Regions from separate parts of the Homo sapiens genome. Here region 1 is linked to region 2. A link is a contact called in ENCODE Hi-C or POLR2A ChIA-PET data. All regions are on one chromosome and are shown on one strand. Each heading gives the region's core, a stretch centred on a gene start or an enhancer-like site at or near the end of the contact. The rest is flanking DNA. Distances are from core to core; before and after follow the strand shown.

Region 1 (2,700 bases), core at 117-2,616, 390 kb before region 2:
AATGAAAATGCAAACTCTACGTGGAGAAAGGACCATGCTGACCTTGTTCTATAACACATATTTATCTCTTAGCACAATTCCATGGTGCATGGTAGGTACACATATACTGACTGATTCAGGAATTGTGTGTCAGATTTGCTTGGATCCCTACTCTTGTGTTCTCTGATATTCATAGTTTGATGGTTTCCTCTTTATAAATAAAATCTTGATTTTGTGTAGGCTTATGATGATTGAAAGGTTACATTTTACATAAGATACTGCTTTATAACTTATTATTTTCCTCTTACCTTCAAACCTCCCACACAACTTTTAAATAGTTTTTATAATTAGGATGACTTGTGGTGGATTTATCCACCTGGTTGCCATGGATGAGTGATTGGTGACTTTGTACAAGCTAAAATATAAGCAGGCTTAAGAACAATTTTAGATGAATTAATGCATGATCAAGCCACAAGTTGTTACGGGAAGGAGAGAAATTTACAGTGTGGGTTGTTATGTGGTTGAGGTCAGCATCACCAAGAAACTCTCACTTGTAAGTGCTGTATGCCAGGTGGCAAATATGGTTTCACTTGATTCTGAAAGCTTATTTAAAAAATATTCTCAGTTTAAGCACTTCAACAATGAACTGGGTGTACTTACAATTTTAAGCAATAATTTTCTCAGGAGCAGTGTTTTGAACCTCAGTGACTTCCATAGTTACAAGAAGAATGAGGTAACTGATAAAAATTATTCCCTTTTTGCTGGGGGTGATTTTAGTACCTGATTGTTATTGCTTAGATGAAATTTTCCCAGAGGAAGTCGGGGCTAGGTACTTATTACTGTGGTGGTTTTAAACATTTAAGGTGTGAACAAAAGACCGGATCATCTGAATGATTCTTTGGCAATTTACATAGACAAGGAGGTGCATTAACTTTGCCAATATGTGAATGCCATAAAACTTTAAGAAAATTATTGGATATGACAACATAGAAATGTTGTGTTCATTTCTTCATGTATGAATGGCTTCTTTAGTATTTACATGATAGAAGCTTTTAACAGTGTTTTATTATTATGAAATATAGGTGCCCCTCACAATTCAGATAAAACAGGACTGAATTGAGCGTTTTCTTTTGAGCCTCTGAAAATAGCAACCACTTGTACCTTGTTTCCAGGGTAGCTTTTATTGCTCTTGCTTCCTTGGCTTGGAGCAGGATCAGCACATATCAGATTGAGACATCTCCCACATGCTCCTTTATAATCTCTCAGAAAAACACTTGCCCTGACTTTGTTGTGCAGGCGATGGTAGCAATGCTCTGGTCAGCAGTCAGGTTGTGGAAATGAGAAGTGAAAGAGCAACGGTGTTCAGGTCTTTATCTATATTTAAAATGTTCTTTTACATCATTGGCACTGGTTTCAGCTCCCTCACTGTTGGGTCTTTTAACCAGTTGTTTAAAAAAAGTTAATTCTCTTTTATTTTCAATACTTAAAAAAGTCTCAAACCATAAAGGCAACTCACTTTTTCTTAGTCAATAGTGATCTCAGTGTTTGTTTTAGTATCTGCCAAAGTTCTTAAGAAACAGTTAAAAGACAATAAAAAGTTATAGAAATAAAGAATTCTGGCTTAGAAAGAACCTTAGATATTAAATCTACCCCCCCCCCCTTTTTGGAGACAGGGTCTTGTTTGGTCACCTAGGCTGTAGTGTGGTGGCACAGTCATAGCTCACTGCAGTCTCAAACTCCTTAGCTCAAGCAGTCCTTCCACCTCAGCCTCCCAAGTAGATAGGACTACAGGTGTATGCTACCATGCCTTGCTAATTTTTAAATTTTTAGAGATGGAAGTCTTGCTGTGTTGCTCAGGCTGGCCTCGAACTCCTGACCTGAAGTGACCCTCTTGCTTGGCCTCCCAAATAAGCCCCTTCTTGTCACACATGAGGAAACAGGCCAGAAGTGACTTGTTCAAAGTCATGGAACTGGTTATAGACAGAGACAGATATCTACCTCAGGTCTCCTGAGTCTCATTACCATGCTCCTTTTTGGGGACCAGTGACTACATGGAGTAGAAGTAATGTAGGAGAGCATTACTGGAAAAGAAGAGGAGGCTCACAATTCAGGAAATGTGAATTTAATGCAACTTTTATTAATGTTTCCCCCTTAATTTACATTTTAATCATGCATACTACCTTATAACTAAGATAGCTGTGGCATCATATTTGGAAGCATTCCGTTTCTGTCCTGCAGGTATCCTCAGCTGTTTTGTGAAGGTCCATGCATGCAGGGCATGATGAACAGCAAAGAGAAGACATGTTTCCATTCTGTGCCTCTTAAAATAAAAGTAGCGAATATTTGACAGAACTTTCCAGAAGTTTCCAGAAATATAGATAGCCTGCACTGGCTACATAAACAACATTATAGTCAGTTAAATATATTGATTGCTGCATAAACAGGAAAGAATCTTGCTCAGTGTTATTTGTACTACTTAGAGCAGCAGAGATTGGGGTGAGAGTGTGGTTTGTTCATTGTGATGGGATAGAAATTAACACTAGTGTTACCCCGTATTATCTGTATATCATAGTGACTTCCTAGGGCAGATACCATCTTTCTGTTTTAGAAACCAGCAAAAATTCAAAGAAGAAAATAGTAATCGTCTCCATTCCTAGCATATAGAATTAACCACTGCTAGCATTTTGATGCTGCTTTCTTCCCTCTTTTGGTATACTTTAA
Region 2 (2,809 bases), core at 151-2,650:
CTCAAAATAGTTTTTTTTATTTAGAGGAAAATGTATTTTGTTTCTACTTGAGGAATTTGAGGTTTATTGCTATTTTTATAAAGTGAATAGACACTATTTTATGTGTCTTCTGTTACAAAAAGAACAACTTTCTAGATGGGAGAGATGATTAACTTGCATATCAGGGTTAGGCTAATTACTACTATCTGTAATTTTCCCAAAATATATCTGGAAGCTGCTTAATTGCTATAGCATTTTTAAAAAATCTCTTTCCTTTCTCATAGTTTTTCCCACCATAGATAATTCTCAATTATTTCAGGGAAGTTGCCTATCTTTGTATCCCCTGAAGCTTCTAACATTTTAGTTTCTTAGTAAATACTTGTTGAACAAAAAGAAATACCAATCTAGTCCAGTCTCTGGCAGTAAATACTTGTTGAACAAAAAGAAATACCAACCTAGTCCAGTCTCTGGCCCTTGTTACCTGTTTTTTGTAGTTTGTTACCTGTTCATAGAATCATTTAGGATTTTTGCTTCTGGGTAATAGTGCCACTGTAATTCCCAGAGCTTTAAAATGGTGTCTTAATTTAGATCTTTTGTTAGCTCCGTTCCAAAATTTCTTCCTCATTGTACAATGTAAATAGGGCAAAGATAAAAAAATCCAGGCTTATTCCTTTTTTTTGGTGAAATACTAGATATCAAATGGATATCACATTCATTTATTTGTTCATTATTCTCACAATAGCCAAATCGAATCTTAAATAAAGGGATCAATAGAGATGATTTAAAAGATCATGTCAACTGAAAAACATTTAGCAGTATGGCATTTTCTCCTATAGTTGTGGTCTTTGAATACATCATAATTTTCAATATTTTCCCTTCCTAGAAAATAAATACAGGCAATCTCTGTTGCCTTAAAGGGTTTTACAAGTAAGTTTTATTACTTGAGGGTGCAGAAATGCCAAGCTATTCCAGGCAAGTGACCAAATAATGTCTGGGACTCTTTTTCTGGCAAAACAACTAACTATCTTTTCAGGTTCATGAGAACCAAATAGGACTTCAGCTGATTTTTTTTCTTTTAAAATAGAATTATCTATTGGCAGGACCTTATCTCTAATCTTTTTCTAGCTTTCTGTTTTCTTGTAGGACTATTTTGATTTATTGTGAGCCATTTTGCAGGGTTTTATTTACAAGTTTTACCTAACTTGGAACAAGAAATAACATTTGTTTGTTTGCAGATGCCTAGTACAATGTAAAATAGCATAAGCGGTTATATAAGAAACAATGAATTATATTGCCTATGTAATACAAAGTAGCTACCACAACTAAAGAGAAAGACAAGCTACTTCCTTCTTACTTTGATCTTATGGCCCCTGGAGTTAATTTGGGGCAGGAAATGCCAGTGCTGGAGGGCTGCCACGTCATTGGACAAAGTGAGAGCTTTTGGTTATTTTCTTTATGAGCTGTCACCCTAGTTTTGCTAGTGCTGAAGTGACAATAGCAGAAGAAAAGCTTTAGCTAAAGGGACCTTGTTTTTTTCCAGTGGAACAAAAACATCAAGATTACTCTAGGCAATATGACATTATTCACATTCACTAAATCTTTTGAAAAGAATGAATGGAGTACCTTTTTGTATTTTAAAGTAGGTTTATACAAAGGTGTAGCACAAGGCTGGTCACGGTGGCTCAGGCCTGTAATCCCAGCCTTTTGGGAGGCCTAGGGGAGCAGATAGCTTTGAGCTCAGGAGCTCGAGACCAGCCTGCGCAACATGGGGAAACCCCATTTGTACAAAAAAAACCCCACAAAAATTAGCTGGGTGTGGTGGCTCATGCCAGTAATCCCAGCTCCTCAGGAAGCTGAGGCTGGAGGATCACTTGAGCCTGGGAAGCAGAGGTTGCAGGGAGCTGAGATCATGTCACTGTACTCCAGGCTGGGAAACAGAGTGAGACCCTGTCTAAAAACAAAAAACCAAAACCAAAAGTTGTAGCATATACATCTGTACTTTAACTGAATGAGATTTTTAAAGTATAATTTCTTAAATCATTCATATTAAAGTTCTCATAAAAATCCAAGACTAGTTTCTGTTCTCCTTTGTTAGAGCTGTTGAAATACCACTTAGTTTTTAGAAATGGACTGCTTCTGACTGTGCTTTTATCATTCAGAGCATTGAAGTAGTAATTTAATATTTTTATTCCTCAAATCAAATTATTTTTTTCCTATCTTTGCTCTGCTTCTTGGCTTATCAAGCTTGATTATTATATTTGCCTTTTCTTATTTTGAGCAATGTGGTCTGAGTGTATGAAATAGAAAAAAATGATCTTACTAAGTAGATAAAACAATATGGTGGTGTTTTTGCATAATGGAAAAATTGTGAATTCTGGCTTAACGTATTTTTTTTGACATGATTAGGAAATGGTGAAATGAATAATTACCAACTAACACTGATTAAAATTCTTTACTTCCAATGGAAAATACCATTTTTATAAGGTATCCAGATGGCTCTTCCAGCATGCTTATTATTATAAATTGAATATAGAATGAGTCTTCTCGTAAATAAAGCGTACTTTATTTCTGTTATACCACTATAAATGCTATCAAATAGCTGAGGTGGAGGAAATTTACCACATTTCCACCAAACCTTATTGCCACTAGAAAGTGAACTAACCCACCATATTTTTGCAGCATTTCAACATGACGAAGACTATATATCGTTAGCCTCTAGATTTATGCATTTCTGTTTGTTTGTAGTGAGATTCTTAATTCTGTGCTGTTATGATAATAACAGCAAGCTAACCACCTTTCAACAGCAAGCTAACCACCTTTCAACCTTTCA

The links. A loop is a pair of places that touch in the nucleus more often than their neighbours do. ChIA-PET counts read pairs that join two places held with the same protein, here RNA polymerase II (POLR2A). Pooled maps may share reads with other maps.
Region 1: a pooled map shows a loop between it and region 2 (8-fold over the local background). The contact joins two enhancer-like sites. A Hi-C loop is called at or near these places in 1 of 37 single-sample maps with no recorded cell type and 7 of 50 pooled maps. POLR2A ChIA-PET finds 5 or more read pairs at or near these places in 1 of 52 experiments (activated T-cell).

What each region holds. Positions count from the first base shown.
Region 1 is chr7:111,526,362-111,529,061 of GRCh38, reverse strand. All of the region lies in intron 1 of IMMP2L (inner mitochondrial membrane peptidase subunit 2), which reads left to right. Among named protein-coding and RNA genes, the nearest start is that of IMMP2L, 35 kb to the left of the region's middle. RefSeq lists enhancers at 1,412-1,461, 1,782-1,851. Within about 2 kb of position 1,366, at least 2 of the 41 ENCODE cell types and tissues checked have a DNase peak (open chromatin) inside an H3K27ac peak, as active enhancers do.
Region 2 is chr7:111,136,967-111,139,775 of GRCh38, reverse strand. The region is part of intron 3 of IMMP2L (inner mitochondrial membrane peptidase subunit 2); the gene reads left to right. Among named protein-coding and RNA genes, the nearest start is that of LRRN3, 47 kb to the right of the region's middle. Within about 2 kb of position 1,400, at least 19 of the 41 ENCODE cell types and tissues checked have a DNase peak (open chromatin) inside an H3K27ac peak, as active enhancers do.